Regions from separate parts of the Homo sapiens genome. Here region 1 is linked to region 2. Evidence: chromatin loops called from intact Hi-C (ENCODE). Cell type or tissue: sigmoid colon. All regions are shown on one strand. Each heading gives the region's core, and the rest is flanking DNA. Links, peaks and the distances in the headings are about the cores only. Region 1 overlaps PARVB (parvin beta). Region 2 overlaps PARVB (parvin beta).

Region 1 (8,348 bases), core at 218-8,217, 50 kb after region 2:
TAATGATACAACCCACCTCACAGGGTCACTGAAGGGACTGAGGAGTAGAAGCATTCACAGTGGACCCCCAATATTCGCTACAATGATGACATTTATGAGCCCAAAGGATATGAAATATACAAAGAGGACTTCAGAAAGAATCAGGTGCTGTGCAAATATTCAGTGAGTGAGTTCAATTATTATTATTTTTTGAGACAAGGTCTCACTCTGTTACCCAGGCTAGAGTGCAGTGGTGTGATCTTGGCTCACTGTAGCCTCAACTTCTTCAGACTCAGGCAATCCTCCCACCTCAGCCTCCTGAGTAGCTGGGACTATAGGCGTGTGCCACCATGCCTGGCTAATTATTTTATTTTATTATTTTATGAGATGGAGTTTCATTCTTGTTGCCCAGGCTGGAGCGCAGTGGTGCAACCTCGGCTCACTGCAACCTCCGCCTCCTGGATTCAAGCGATTCTCCTGACTTAGCCTCCCAGGTAGCGGGGATTTCAGGTGTTTGCCACCACACTCAGCCAATTTTTGTATTTTTTAGTAGAGACAGGGTTTTGCCATGTTGGCCAGGCTGGTTTCGAACTCCTGACGTCAGGTGATCCACCTGCCACAGCCTCCCAAAGTGCCGAGATTACAGGCCTGAGCCACCGAGCCTGGTGGGGCCACTCTCTTCTAAGCGGAGGGAGAGAAAGCCCCGTGGACCCTGGTGCGACCTCAGGCAGCATCACCAGCTCTGGCTTCGGGTCGGTTGGCGGCTGAACTTGCATCGGCGTTTCTTCTCCATAAGCTCTTGCTGGCCTGGCCTCGTCACGGAAACCACAAAAAAGGGATGAACCGGGACTTCCCTTCGAACCAGGGTTTGGAAATACGCAGAATGTTCCATAAATGCCTTCCAGATCAGCTAGATCCCAAAACACACTTTAAGGAAAATGTGTCTTGGCTGTTACCCATTACATCAGGCAGTGAGCGCAGGGGCCTGGGCCACTTGGCAGAGCCCACCCTGCAAGCCCAGGCCGCGGGCAGCTCTGGCTGGCCCAAAGGGAAGAAGCATATTAATTGTGTTTTGCATTTTCTTTTTTTCTTTTTTTTTTTTTTACTTTGAGATGTCTCGCTCTGTCACCCAGGTTGGAGTGCAGTGGTGCGATCTCGGCTCACTGCAACATCCCAATCCCGGGTTCAAGCGATTCTCCTGCCTCAGCCTCCAGAGTAGCTGGAATTACAGGCTAGCCACACTCGGCTAATTTTTGTATTCTTAGGAGAGACGCGGTTTCGCCATGTTGGCCAGGCTGATCTCAAACTCCTGAACTCAAGTGATCCGTCCACTTTGGCCTTCCAAAGTGCTGGGATTACAGGTGTGAGCCACCGTGCCCGCCCTGTTTTCTGTATTTTCTGGTGCTTGGCATCTCGGGGCCTTGCTGACTCTGGAGAGATTGCACCTCCAGGGCAAGCTAATTCCTAGAGATGGTAAACCACCCTCTGTGAGCACACCTTTCATATGAAAACCACTCAGAGCCTGAGCCGCAGAGCCCAGAGTCCCCAGCCACCTCTTTCCTTGGGCTCTCACGGGGCTCCTACACTCCCAGCCAATATCCTCACCCTAATCTCCCCTGGCCCTGGGGACATGCCACGCCACGCCACACCATACCACGCCACGCCACGTGGTGTGGAAGAAGAAGAGTCTTCTTACTGAGAAGACTCAGGACAGCTCCTGCACCGCAAAGCCCAGTGAAACGATTCCAACAAGCCAGGCCTAGGCCTGTTCACCCAGCCTTGCCCATTCCTTCAGAGAAAGCCACAGTAAGGGTGTTGGGGCCAGGCGCAGTGGCTCATATCTGTAGTCCCTGCACTTTGGGAAACCGAGGCAGGAGAACTGCTTGAGCCCAGGAGTTGGAGACCAGTCTGAGCAACATGGCAAGACCCCATCTCTACAAATAAATTAAAAAGTTAGGTGGGCGGGGTGGCACATGCCTGTAGTCCCAGCTACTCAGGAGGCTAAGGCAGGAGGATCACTTGAACCTGGACGGTAAAGGCTGCCATGAGCTGTGATCATATCACCGCACCCCAGCTTGGGTAACAGAGTGAGACTCTATCTCAAAAAATATATACATAAAATATCAAATAAAGGCATTAGCCCTGCTCCTTCTGCCTCTGCCTCACACTAGTGCTTTCCATGTGGCCTTCTGTGGCATGGTGTGCTATGGTGTGGCGTGGCTTGGCATGGTGTGGCGTGGCGTGGCATGGCGTGGCATGGCATGGCCCTGAGTGGCCTGCTACACCTCCTTTCAGAACTATGAGTTTAACAAACTATCTTTTCAAGTCAGTCTTCTCCCAATCTGTTTGCTTCACCACCTGAAAAATAAAACTTACGTTTTAAGACTAGGGCAGAAACCCTTAATGAAGGACTTGCTTTTCCCAATGGACTTTTCTAAAGATGACCTTGAGCTAAGAACTTAGACTCCCAAATGCCCCCAGCATCTGATCAAGAGGCCAGATCTATCGGGCTCCTCATTGGCCTCCCCAAGACCAACTTAGTGCCACGGAAGCTCAACTGTCTCAGGGCAGGGAGCGGAGGAACCCCCGTACCAAGCTGGGTGTCTTCAGGGTGAACATCCACCAGGGCGGGGGACATCGGTGAGTTGATGGCATTCTTGCCTTCTTCCTGCAGGTCACTCACTGTTGAGCAAAAGGAAAGAAAAACCAGGTTAGTATACACGGAGTGCCGTGGCCTCACATGTTGGCTGTGGACGCAGAGAGAAATCAATTCCTGTTTTTTTCAGCATTTAACAAACATTCCTAAAAGGTCTGTTGCCCAGAAAGAGTCAGAGGGAAAAATGCTCTGAACCAAGAATACATTCTGCAGTTCCTCCCCACCCCAAATATTTCCCAGGTCTCGCTGAGCTCTGCCAGTCTGTTTTCACTGCCCTTTGAAACTCATAACTAAGACACCAAAGCTTCCAGATGCCTCCAGATGCTTCCAGATCTGACCAAGACTGCTGAGGCAGACAAAGCATGGACCACAGCGATGGGGCATGAGAGAGTGGGGCTGCCTTCCCTCTGCCGGGGGGCTGCGTCCTGAACCACGGACTCAAGATGCTAACCCCCTCCGGTCATGCATACAGGTGAATCTGGAGTTTAAAGTGGGGTCACTGGTGATGGCCACATTCACAGGCACAGAAATCTGATGGAACACCCGGGTCAGGATGGCTGGAACATGCAACAGAATCTAATAAAGAGAGCCAGAGGCTCCAAGTCAGAAACACCATGACCTCCTGTCTCAAGGGAGTGCTGAACAGTTACAGGATCTGGAACGCCCAGTGATTAGGGACAATCCCAGAACCAGAAATGACCCCTCATCTCCCTGCACCAGTGAGACCCTGCAGGCCTTTCAGCCACATCCACCAGGGAGGAATACCCACCCACACAGACACCAGGTGCCAAAACCCTTGCTTCTGTAATGTCACGCTTTCTCCACAGTCACAGCCTCAGCCTCTGCTGCATGTAAGACTCGAGGTTCCAGCCCCAAGATGCATCCATGGTGCCGGGTGCAGGTAGGGCCCTGGCCACTTTCATGGCACTGGTGGAGGGCCGCTGGGGAGCAGTCCCTGATCACATGCTGCAAAGGTACCCAGGCCAGTGTGCCCGGAGCTGTACCTCTTTCTCCATGAAACAGGTTCAGAAGTAAAATGGTATTTCCTCTTTTAACACCAGAATCACCTTGAACCTTGAACACCTCTAGCTCTGGACATCCAGCCTCCACAGCGGCAGATGATGGAACAGCAAGGGGGTGTGGCATGATGGCTTTGGAGCAGCAGGCCAACAGGGCCCCACTCATGCTGGCCGTGAGACCCCAGGTACATCCCACTCACCTCTCTGCACCTATTTCTCCATATGGCATTTATAGGTAACACTGTAAAAATGCCAGGGCCTTTGGAAGGGCTGAATGTAACCATGAATGTTGAGCGTCCAGTCCAGAGCATGGCACATGATGGGCTCTTGGGACACGTCTGTGGACCCAGCCTTCAGGACGACACAACCTCCATCCTTCATAAGGACAATGGCAGCAGGGCCCAAGGATGCCAGCTCCTCTCATGTCAGCAAAGGCCGATATTCAGCTTCTTAAAAAGCGGACCCTCTTTTATTCCCATTTTCATAGCTGCAGGACTCAAAATAGCCCAAAAGTAGAAATAACCCAGGTCGGGTGCGGTGGCTCACACCTGTAATCCCAGCACTTTGGGAGGCTGAGGCAGGTGGATCACGAGGTCAAGAGATCGAGACCATCCTGGCCAACATGGTGGAACCTTGTCTCTACTAAAAATACAAAAATTAGCTGGGCGTGGTGGCGTGCGCCTGTAGTCCCAGCTACTCAGGAGGCTGAGGTGGGAGAATTGCTTGAACCCAGGAGGCGGAGGTTGCAGTGAGCCAAGATCACACCAGTGCACTCCAGCCTGGTGACAGAGCGAGACTCCATCTCAAAAAAAAGAGTGGAAATAACCCATGTTTCCGCACATGGAATTTATAGGTAACACTGCAAAAATGCCAGGGTCTTTGGAAGGGCTAAATGTAACCAAACAATGAACATCAAGTCCCCAGCCCAGAGCATGGCACGTGATGGGACTCTCAGGACGTGACCGTGGACCCGACTTCCAGGACAACACAACCTCCCTCCCTCATAAGGACAATGGCAGCGGGGCCCCAGGATGCCAGTTACCCACTCCCCCGAAGGTAATATATTTGCATTTTAAACAGGCACCTTATCCTAGAGGACTGCCTGATGCAGGAGTATCAGAGCCTAGGTACAGGTTGGGGTTAGGAAGTTCTTTGATTCGAGGGAACCTTCGGGCACTGCTGCAGTCACTGAGTCTTGGCATTTGAGAACACCAGATGAATGAGTAAGCAAAAGGTAGTCCACGTATACAACGGAATATTATCTAGCCCTAAAAAGGAAGGACATTCGGACCAGGCTACCGCATGGGTGAACCTTGAGAATGTTCTGCTCAGTGAAATAAGCCAGACACAGAAAGTCAAACACTGTACAATTCCACCAGTAGGAGGTCCCTCGAGTAGGCGAATGCATAGAGGAGAAAGCAGTCTGGTGGATGCCAGGGGCGGGGGAAGTAGCAAATAGAGAGGTAGTGTTGAATGATGGCAGAGTTTCGGTTTGGAAAGATGAAAGAGTTCTGTGGGTGGGTGGTGGTGATGGCTGCACAATGAGAACGTACTTAATACCAGTGAACTCTGCTCTTGAAAATGGCTAAGATGGTAAAGTTTACGTTATGCCTATTTTACAACAATTTTTTTAAATAGCAAAAAAAAAAAAAAAAAAAAAGCAGGCCCTCTCCAGGTAACCCACATTCCAGCCGCGAGCCAGCCTGGCTGCCGCACACACTGTCCTCCACCCACAGCCAGCATCCTAAGGGAAGATCCAGGCACCACTCATCCTTGAATTTCCAAAATCCTTAGCATAACGCTACACCAGCAGTGGACAAATGTTAAATACCTTCACAGGGAAATGATACAGACATAGAGTTTTGAGACTCCCTCTGCCCCACCTCTCTAAAAATAATCCAGAAGAACCCCCACAGGTCACCCAGATCAGCTGAGAAAACAGGGACCAAATTTCAGCAAGTATTTGTACCACATGACGAGTTACAAAGAGAGTTGTAACCAGCAGAGAGTCTTAAAAGGCAGAAAGGAAACAGGGAAAAGTGATTTTTCACAGAAATCCTTGGGAATATGATAGCCCTGGAGCACAGGGGGTCGGGGTGGAAGTTCCATGTCCTGGCTGGCATCATAGGAGGACACAACAGGGGCAGGGAGGTCCCGTCCAGCACAGCTGCCTGCAGTGCTCACGCTGATGGCAGAGGAAGAACAAAAGACCCAGTTTCCCTATGTGTGGAGGATTACACAGGTGGGCTACGCCCGAGAGTCCTCTTGGCAAGGCCCGAGAGCTGGCACTGCACCCATGTGCCTGGGCCTGAGGGGTGGGGAGGGAGACCTCGGGGCAAGTGGTCAACGCTTCGAGGCAGCCCTGCTCACCTGATTTCAAAAACACAGAGAGGGAGGAGGAGAGAAGCCACATTTTGAAAGCCTAGAAATTGGGTCATATCAAAACAGAGATTTCCACACCGCCCTTGAACATCAAAGATGACACTAAACAGGGCCAGGGATTTTGTGACCTTAATAAATGAGAAACGTGCTCACGAACACCGCCCAGGGACTGCTCAGCAGCGCATTCTGAAGGGGCTGGTTATGCACGATGGCCTGAGGGAAGCAAAGGCTTCGGGGACCAGGAGGAGGGGGGCACAGGCTGGCAGACCCCTCGGTTGGCAGGAGGAGCCCAGGCCTGTGGCCACAGAGCCCCAGTCCAAATCTCGCATTGCCACTTGTTGGTGTGTGGCTTCGGGGAAGTCCCCTCACCGCACTAAGCCTCAGTTTCCCCATCTGTAACATGGGGTGGTGGGAATACCGGCCTCACAGGAACTTCCTCACATTTCCTGAGGAATAAGGGGAACCGTGAGCACCCACACATGGCCCACAAACTACTCCCTGCAAGTGGGAGAGGCAGCTGTGGATGTACAGGGTCTCTGTGATTAGGCTCCAAGAGAGACACAGACTGGAGGAAGAGTGACCACAAGGCAGGCGAGGTCCCCTATTCCACAGAGAAGCATGGAGGGCTTCCTGGAGGAGGCAGCAATTGAACTGGCCTTGAAATATGGCCAGGCTAAGGAAAGGGCCTTCGGGGCTCTTTGCAGAGTGCAGTGGAGACAAACCACAGCCAGCATGTCCAAAGCTGAACCCCATGAAGGTTTGAGGGATGCCCTTCTGGGCCTTGCTATATTTTGCAGCCTGGGTTCCCTTATGGACACAGCTCCTTTGCAGAAGAACTTGCAGCCTGGATCTGATCGTCACCTTCAGAGGATCGGTGTGATTTTTGGAAGGAGGGGCTCCTCTCACACCCTTGGCTTCCCCCCTCCCCCGACCCCCCCGCCACCTGAACGGTGCCAGTTTACTGGCTTTCAGTGAATCCCAGGAATGTTTTGGTTTTTAAAGTACCGGTCTACTTGCCAGAAAGACAAACCCTTCAAAGATGTGAAGTGCCGGCTGTCTTCAGTCACAGAGAAAGATCTGCTGGCCCGGGTGTGCTGGCCCGGGTGTGCTGGCACAGGCGCGCTGGCACAGGCATGCTGGCATGCATTCTCTCAGTGTCTGGAGGGTGTGGAGGGTGTGAGCTTCCAAGGGACTGGGGCTTGATTTCATGAGATGGGTGATTAAGGGAAAAAGACCGCCTTGTGCTTGTTTTCCTAAGTGTCTGCATTGTTCTAAGATGAATGTCTCTGTCCACACGAAACCCAGCAGCCAGCCACGAGGGAGTCGATGCCAACTCGTTCCCACCGCAGCAGAGTTCACCTGCAGCACCACGCTCTGTGGCCTGCACGGGGGGCCAGGTAGGAAGAGAGAGACAGGAGGGCATTTGATAGGAGGAGGGCCCCTTGGCACACTGTCTCTGGAGACGGGCACTCCTCGCTCAGCCCGGGATGGCAGAGTGGGAAGTGCAGGCTGCAGTCACCAGATCTGAGTTTTCAAGAAAAGCTGGAAATGTGGGGTTTGGTGTGGAATCTCCCCATTTATAAATACGAGCCATTAATTCAAATTTTGTGGGCCAGCCAGAGGGCACACAACCTCGGATTACAGAACATACTTGTCCAACCCATATTGCTGACTGTCCATTGGAAAGGGGGAGAGCACCACTAACGTTTCCTGAGCACCTACTATGTGCAGGGCATCTTCCATGCCAGCCATTCACCTTGTCTCCTAACAAGTCTGAGGGAGGCCGGGCACGGTGGCTCAAACCTGTAATTCCAGCACTCTGGGAGGCCAAGGTGGGCAAATCACCTGAGGTCAGGACTTCGAGACCAGCCTGACCAACATGATGAAACCCTGTCTCTACTAAAAATACAAACATTAGTCAGGCGTGGCAGTGGGCGCCTGCAATCCCAGCTACTTGGGCGGCTGAGGCATGAGAATTGCTTGAACCTGGGAGGTGGAGGTTGCAGTGAGCTAAGGTTGTGCCACTTCACTCCAGCCTGGGCAACACAGCGAGACTCCGTCTGTCTCAAAAATAATAACAATAATAATAAATAAACAAGTCTGTGAGGGAGTGGCTGGTCCTGTGCTGTTAGATGTGAAGCCCCAGAGTCAGGACTAAAGCCAGTTCTACCTGATCTTGCACCTCACTGTGCCCTACTAAATCCTACCTATCTTCAACCTCATCTTACTGGCCGCCTCCTCCAAGAAGCCCTCCTGGGTGTTCCCCTCTCCCCAGCTGAAGCCACACAGCCATGTAACTATCTCCTTCCCGA
Region 2 (8,348 bases), core at 204-8,203:
CTGACCCTTCCTCCCAGGCTGGGCCCCAGGAGGCAGCTCACACCCCCCTGCCCAGCCCAGCCCAAGTAGCCCCTTCCGTGGCCTTGTGGAGGTGGTGAGAAACAAAGAGGAAAGGAGAGAAGGAAAGTGTATGTGTACGTGTGTGTGCGCGTGTGAGCATGTGTGTGCATTGTGGGCACGTGTTTGCGTGTGTGAGCATGTGTGCGTGTGCGAGCACGTGTGTGCATGTGTGTGTGTGAGCACCTGTGTGCACGTGAGCACATGTGTGCGTGTGTGAGCACGTGTGTGCGTGTGAGGTTGTGTGTGAACATGTGTGTGTGCTGTGAGCGTGTGTACGTGTGAGCGCGTGTGTGAGCGTGTGTCCATGTGTGAGCATGTGTGCGTGTGAGCACGGGTGTGCGTGTGTGCGGTGTGAGCGTGTGTACACGTGTGAGCACGTGTGTGCATGTGTGAGCACGTGTGAGCGTGTGTGTGCCTGTGTGAGCGCATGTGTGCGTGTGTGAGCATGTGCGTGACTGGGGGAAGGGAGGGAAGTTTTCTTCACCTAAAGACCAACATTGACCAAAATGCCCTGCCTCTGCACACACGCCAGCTTCCTAATGCGGCAGCTGTAAATGATTTTCATAATCATCTAAGACTACACTCAATAAGACAGTCTGCTAAGGGGCAAAACAAAAAAAAAAAGTGAAATTTTTACATCTTTACAAAGCAATACGCAAACTATAAATGCAGCTTAAGAAAAACCCCAGGAGCAGAAGAGTGCTTGACGTCAGCCAGGGTATATTTAGCTGGGCCACCGCTGGGCTGGCAGAGTCAAGCCACTCAAGGAGACATCGGGGCCGCAGAGGCCTCTCCGCCGGCTGCCATGCCCCTGGACCCAGGGGACTGGCATCACGTCACACAGTCCACAAGGCAGGGAGGGGCCAGGGGCTCTGAAAATGGGCACTGGGGACCAGGCACAGGACCCAAGGGCATTTGGAAGGGACCCAGGGCCCCCAACTTCCATCCTCCAGGTTCCTGGGGGCAGAGCATGCTCAGAAGACTGAGCCCAGTGGAGGGACCCTCTGTTACCAGCCAGGCTGGGGCCCCAATACAAGGAGCAGCCCTGGGAGCCGCAGAGCCCAGGTTGACAGGAAGAGGGTCGGGTAGGAAGCTCCTCCCACCTGTCTTGGGGTAACCCAGGGGCCTCCCCAGGGACCACCCTGACCTAGGGGAGAGAGAGAGACAGAGAGAGCATACTGCACCCCTGTGATGTGCTTGGCCTTGGGAACGAAAATAGATCCTATTTTGTTCTAGCTGCCCCACTTCACACCCCATGACTGGGCAAATCCTTCCCTCTCCGACCCCCTTTCTTCCTCCATAAAGGCAGCATTCTCACAGCCCCTGCCTCGCTCTTGGTGTGGAACTAAGTGGGGCAGTGAGTAGAGGCAGGAGCATGGAGCCTGGCAGGAGCATTGTCGGTCCTCAGTCCTTACAGCTCCCGCTCGTCCTGTCCCCCAGAGCCTCCGCAGGCTCTGGGGACATCACAGAGATAAACAAGGAGGGACTCCTCTCTTGGAAGAGGCACAGACTTGGGGGAGGGCCTGGAGAGGGAGTAAACTATGATAGTGCAACCCTGTTAGTGTCAGAAAAGACGAAGCCAGACGGGGGGCCAACCGACCTGACCATATGCCAGGGCTGCCCAAGCTCAATCTGCAGGAATGCTCAGCTTGGTCGCTGTAATGTTTTGATTTGAGTCAACAGTTTTCATTTGTTTTGTTTTCTTTTGTTTTGTTTTGGTCTTTAGGCTTTTTGAGACAGAGTCTCACTCTGTCACCCAGGCTGGAGTGCAGTGGCATGATCTCAGCTCACTGCAACATCTGCCTCCCGGGTTCAAGCAATTCTGCCTCAACCTCCTGAATAGCTGGGACTACAGGCATGCACCACCACACCTGGCTAATTTTTGTATTTTTAGTAGAGACGGGGTTTCGCCATGTTGGTAAGGCTGGTCTTGAACTCCTGACCTCAAGTAATCCACCCGCCTCAGCCTCCCAAAGTGCTGGGACTACAGGTGTGAGCCACGGTACCCGGCGAGAGCGAACAGTTCTTAAATTGGAAAGTTTGTCCAAAAGTTCTTAACTTCTGGCTTCTCTTGAAGAACTGGAGGCTGTGGCAACAGTGAGCCTGCACTCCCACCTGGCAGCAATAAGCTGCCCCTGGGGATGGGGGTGTGGACTCTCCAGCTTGCGCCAGACCCCACCACTCCCCACTGCCACCCAGCCCTGGGGTGAAGGGGCAGATGACATTATCATTGCATAATCTAGACACTCTCCTCTTTTATATTATCAGCCTGGTCCCTGGAGACACCTGAGTCTGGGACCCATGAACCAAGGGCTGGGGGGACCTGAGGAAGGCTTCACAAAGCAGTCCTGGGGTTCAAGCCAGGCTTGCTGGGGCAAGAGGAGGAGGAAAGGCGCTCCACCGAGGGACCAGCAGGCACAAGGAGAGAGAGATGCCAGAAAGCCCAGCGCAGGTTCAAGAGCCGGGTGGACTGTGAGAGGGGTTAACAGGGGCTGTGGCCTGCAACGTGGGAGTTATGGAGGGCACAGTCAGGAGCCACGGGTGATGGGATGGAGCCAGAGGTTTTGGAACAAGCCCTGTTGGCAGAAATGGGAGAGACGTGAAGGGGAATTACTAGGAGTTACAATGAGGGGGAAGAGAGTGAGGAAGGCACATCCCCCTTCTTTCCCCTCTGCCTCAGAAAGAGCCTCCAGCCCAGGGCAGGCCCAGGAGGGGGAAGGGCCGCCCGCGGAGAAGCCGCACCAGCTCACCCATTGCCATGGAGACCAGGCTGCAACCTCCCTGGAACCCCTGAGACTTGTTTCCGTGGAGAGAAGCCTCCTCACCCACCTCATCCAGGACAGTGATGCTGTCAGGAGGCAGCGAGGACCTGTGGAGCCACCTCCCTCCCCGGAATGATGGGGAGTGGGCAGAATGGAGTCCCCATCCCTCCCTGGCTCAGGGTACTCGTGGGGAAACTGAGGCCCAGAAGACCACTCCTGGCAAAGCCCAGCACATTAGCCAAGGAGGGTCTGCCCGGCCTTCCAGAAGCTCCTAAAACATCTGCCCCCAGCTGCGTGCAGACTGTGGCCAGGGCTGGCTGCTTTGGCAGGGGGTGGGGTGCACCCCGAGGAAAGGTCAGCTCCAGCCCACAGAGCACCTCTGGGTCAAGGAGCCATGTGTGAAAGGAGAAAGGCAGGGGCTGTGGGTGCCCCTGAAAGTTTGCTGGCACCAGTGTCTGCCAGACACGTGCAAGCTTCGTTGTGTAAACACTGGCACAGGGAAGAGGAGCCAGGCCATCCCCATGAGCTGAGTGCTGCTTGGTGTGTCACATGAGTACAGAAAGAACTAAGGCAGGGGTGGGGAGGAGAGCCAGTGGAGGCCAGTTTGGGGCAGTGGAGTCAGAGAGGGCCTCCCTGATCAGTGACATTTGAACCAAGAGCTGGCAGAGCTGAAAGAGTGAGCCATGGGGTAATCTAGAGGGAGAGCATTCAGGTGAAGGTTGCTGGAGGAGGGAGCACCCTGGGGTGCTCTCGGGGGCTGAAGGAGGGGAATGGCATGGCAGGGAAGCGAAGACAAGGCGTGCTGCTGCCCCCACAGGGGCGGGTGCCGGGCCAGACACCCTGCTGTGCCTGAGGGTGCCAGGCTGGGTAACCAGGAGACTTCGGAACCTGCGTCAGCAGAAGCAGCAAGGCCGGGGGTGGAACTAATTGCCTGTCACCGACTAATAGCCTGTTTGCATTTTCTCAAGCACAGCACATAAAGCCTACAAAGTAACGAGAACAATTCCATCGGCCTCTTGTACATGGTCTTGCGATTCCACAGTCCTCCCACCCCTGGAGTGGCAGCTGGGTCCACTTTTCACATGTGACACCTGGCTCTTACCTAGGGAGCCACTGCCCCAGCCATCAGACCCTAAAGCTCATTCATGGGGTGGCAGGGGCTCCGGGGCCAGGCTTCTGGGCCCTCGGGCCACAGGGTGCTATACACAGCCTGAGGCCCATGTGCTCCCAACTGAACTGAACAGACTGTCTTTTCCCTAAACCTCCAACAAGGCCCGAACCAAACACAAAAGTGACAGCGCCACAAAAAAAACAAAAAGACTCAAAAATGCTTGAGGGGCCCACTGTCATCTTTTTTTTTTTTTTTTTTTTTTTTTTTTTTTTTTTTTGAGACAGAGTCTTGCTCTGTCACTCAGGCTGGAGTGCAGTGGCGCAATCTCGGCTCACTGCAACCTCCACCTCCTGGGTTCAAGCGATTCTCCTGCATCAGCCTCCCGAGTAGCTGGGACTACAGGTGCCCGCCACCACGCCCGGCTAATTTTTTTGTATTTTTAGTAGTGACGGGGTTTCACCATGTTAGCCAGGCTGGTCTCGATCTCATGACCTCATGATCCATCCACCTCGGCCTCTCAAAGTGCTGAGATTAAAGGCATGAGCCACCGCGCCCGGCCCTCTCCTCATCTTTAGGCCTCTACAATTCCAAAGGGGTTCTGAGCCTCCTCCAGGAAGAAAAGATGGAGAAGAGGTGACAGAGGGGGGCACTGGGCCCCCAAAACGCGCCTCTACCTAGACGCAGGGTGGGGAGACGCCTCACCCCGGTCCCATGAGCTGTGACCCCACTGCGGTTTCGCCTCCCTCAGCAACTATATACAGGATGTTTCTCTTTCTCTTCCTGCATTTGTTTTTTAATAATAGAGACAATTTAAAAGAGCTGGAATTCTCCTTAAAAACAAACAAACAAACAAACAAAAAACAGAGAAGGCCTGTGAATGTTCCCAGCACAGCTTAAGGTCTAGTAAAGAAAGCCTAGGGGGGACACGCTGGCTGCATCTTCTCAATTCAAGCCCCGCAGGATCTGAGCCACTTCCCCTCTCCACAGGCGTGATGGTTAATACTGTCAGCTTGATTGGATTGAAGGGTGCAAGGCGTGGTTCCTGGGTGTGTCTGTGAGGGTGTTGCCAAAGGAGATTAACATCTGAATCTGTGGACTGGAAAAGGCAGACCACCCTTAATCCAGGTGGGCACCACCTAATCAGCTGCCAGCACAGCCAAAATAAAAAGCAGGCAGAAGAACATGAAAAGACTAGACTGGCTTAGTCTCCCAGCCTCCATCTTTCTCCCATACTGGATGCTTCCTGCCTTCGAACATCAAACTCCAGGTTCTACAGCTTTGGGACTCAAACTGGCTTCCCTGCTCCTCAGCTTGCAGAAGGACTATTGTGGGACCTTGTGATCGTGTGAGTTAATACCCTTAGTAAACTCCCCTTTATATATATCTATCTATCGTATTACTTCTGTCCCTCTAGAGAACCCTAATACAATAGATAAGCAGCAATGGCATCCTAGCTGGTCCCCATAATAACTTGAGGTTACAGAGCCCCATGGCCAAGCTGGCCCAGCCCTCATTGTATAGGACTCAGGGGGTGGCACCCCCACCCAGAGGGCCCCCAAAAGACAGATATCAGCTCCGCTAGAGAGGCAGGTGGGAGACTTCTATCTGGTTTCCATTTTTCCTTTTAAGAGCTGTTCTCCCCTCCCTGCTCACTGGAGAACAGGGTATCTGGGGGTCAAGAGGTTTCTCTTTTGAAATGCTTCCCAAAGCACTGAGGCTGGCCAGGCCGAGGGCCGGGGTATCCTGGTACTGAGGGTTGAAACGTTACCATCCCTCACCGAGATGAAGATGAGGTCTCAGGCTTTCATGAGGGAAGAGAGAGTGATTACCTCTCTCTCTTTGGGAAGAGCCACTGAAAACCAACACTAATAAAACCAGCCCACATAGAGGGCTGTCCCCCGGCCAAGCAGGGCACTCACCTGTGATCTCACCCAATACTCACAGCAGCCCCTGCCTGGGGAGAGCCTTTTACACTCCCATTTCACGGATGAGGAGCAGAGAGAGGAAGGGGCAGGCCACAAGCCACCAGCCAGGAATGAGCCCTGGCTGCCTGACTCTAAGGAAGTCTGCTAAACCAGTGGTTTCCAGGAGGAAATAATACACATGGAAGGACATCCACAGAGCTGAGCCACTCTCTTCCAGCCAGCTAACGACGCTCCATGTGCTGGCTGCCTCTCCTCCCTCCCTTTTACCCTCAACCACTCTTGCTCCAGCCCCTGACAGTTCCAGCCAGTGTTACATCCCAGGCCCCTCCTGCTCCCCTAGCTGGTCACCCAGCCTTCCACCCCACTCCTCCTAGCACAACCCAGCCACTCTCAGCTCTGAGAAACAAGCCCATTATACAGAAAGGTGGGGGTGGGCTGTGCACTTTCTCTAGGATTCCAGAACTATGGGGGCAGTGAGACCCATCTAGTTTCCCACTCCCTCCAGATAACCATGTACACTCTCTGGGAGCTTCCTGGGGGAGCCCTAACATGCCTCCATCTCCCCACTTTCCCTGGGGTTACTTACCGAACCGGCCCATCATCATCCTGCAAACAAGAACACAGAGAGAGCCATGAGATGGGTCACTCAGAACACAGTTTCACAAGCAGCACAATGGAGGATGAGGGACAGAGCCAGCCAGAAAGCTGGGCCCTCGCTGCCCAGGTAAAGGCCTACTGATAAGAACGCAAGTCACATGGTGCTGTGTTCCAGCCTGCTCTAATTATAAACGAGAGGTGCTTGTGTGAATTATTAATGTTTGCACAAGGTCAGCAGCAAATCACCATCTCTATTTGCACATTAACCACCCTGGTAATGTTGTTTGGAGGGGAGGTACTTAAATCAGAAGAGTGGTTAATATGAAGATTTCAGCAGACAACAGGTCTTCCAGCAGCCGTGGAACGCTCAAAACACAGGCTGGGCCGGGCACAGGGGCTCATGCCTGTAATCCCAGCACTTTGAGGGGCAGAATCGGGTCAATCACTTGAGGTCAGGAGTTCGAGACCAGCCTGGCCAAAATGGCGAAACCCCATCTCTGCTAAAAATGCAAAAATTAGCCGGGCATGGTGGCAGGCACCTGTAATCCCAGCTACTTGGGAGGCTGAGTCAGGAGAATCACTTGAACCCAGGAGGTGGAGGTTGCAGTGAGCAGAGATTGCACCATTGCACTCCAGCCTGGGCAACAAGAGTGAAACTCTGTCTCAAAAAACAAACAAACAAACAAACAAAACAATAAAAAAATGCAAGGCTGGAGACGAGCCTGGCCAAAGTGGCAAAACCTCCTCTAAGAAAAATACAAAATTAGCTGGGTGTCATGGCGTGCGCTCTAGTCCCAGCTACTCAGGTGCTGAGGTGGGAGGATCGCTAGAGCCTGGGAGGTCAAGACTGCACTGAGCTGGGATCGCACCACTGTACTCCAGCCTGGGCAACAGAGCAAGACCCTGTCTCAAATAAATAAATAAACAAACAAACACACACACAAGGTTGCAGGTTACTCATGTTTCCAGGAGTAAACACAATGTACTTGCAGGACTTGTGGAACTAAAGGATCCTGGAGAACCACGAGGCCAGGCCCTGATCTCAGGCAGGCGGCAGCGGAAGCAATGGGGGAGACGGGAGTGGTGAGCAGCTTCTCCTCAAAGATTCCCAGTGAGTGAGTGCACAGATCCTTTCCATGCACTGCCTTCCTGAGAGGCAAGGAAGTCTTTACTTTGTCCCCAAATCCCTCTAGGCTCAAGTCCTTTGGCTCCATCTTATTTAACAAGCACTTACTTGAGTACCTACTATGTGCAGGCTGTGCAGATACAGAAATTAACATCCCCTGGAGATAAACACTATGTGGCCCTGCCCTCAGGATGCCTGGGAGTGACAGACCTCATAAGCCAATATTTCAATGTTGGCCACATGTGTCCAGAGGCTAAGGGAACTAACAGGAAGCCAAGCACTCCTGCTTGGCAGACAGGAGGGCTTCCTGGAAGGGGTGACCTCATAGCCACCTCTTGAAAGAGAAAGGGGAACACTGAGACTGGATAGGAGGTGGCAATGCTGCCTTAGGAAACTGAATGTGGATCTTTGGGCCGCTGGTTTTCAGCAGACATCCAATGATTCAAATGTTCCGTCAGAGCCTCCGCAGCCACGGGGAGGGGAAGGAACAGGAGACAAGGATGGGATGACCAGCCCTGAGGAGAACCTACCTGGGGCATCATCCTGGAGAGGTGACCCAGCCTCTCCTTTACCCTGACCCTGGCTGGCAGAGGGACACTGACTCAGGCTAGAAAATCCCAACTCCCTTCCTCACTGCTCAGGGCCATCTGATATCTGATTGAGGTGGCTTTCACTGAAATCTCCCCTTCCCTGACTTTGGGGTGCTCCCCTCCTCCTGGAAATTCCCTTAGGGCCCCGAGGCACTTCCCACAAGCCCCTGTGTTAGA

The links. Peaks named below come from ENCODE experiments on the same cell type or tissue, not always from the same donor. Only the 100,000 strongest peaks of a DNase experiment are listed, where the experiment ranks them.
Region 1: a loop joins it to region 2, with 3.0 times the contacts of the local background. A loop is called at or near these places in 4 of 110 quality-filtered maps.

Annotation. Positions count from the first base shown.
Region 1 is chr22:44,088,241-44,096,588 of GRCh38, reverse strand. It overlaps PARVB (parvin beta), which reads right to left. Exons shown (of 13, transcript NM_013327.5): 2 at 2,572-2,661. Among named protein-coding and RNA genes, the nearest start is that of TRU-TCA2-1, 58 kb to the left of the region's middle. In sigmoid colon, for the core only: CTCF peaks have their summits at 4,829 and 5,036; a DNase peak (open chromatin) is centred at 7,168.
Region 2 is chr22:44,138,240-44,146,587 of GRCh38, reverse strand. PARVB (parvin beta) reads right to left here. Exons shown (of 13, transcript NM_013327.5): 8 at 6,445-6,464. Among named protein-coding and RNA genes, the nearest start is that of TRU-TCA2-1, 8.2 kb to the left of the region's middle. RefSeq lists enhancers at 1-517, 518-1,147. In sigmoid colon, for the core only: no CTCF peak of the experiment used is centred there; DNase peaks (open chromatin) are centred at 857, 3,317 and 3,707.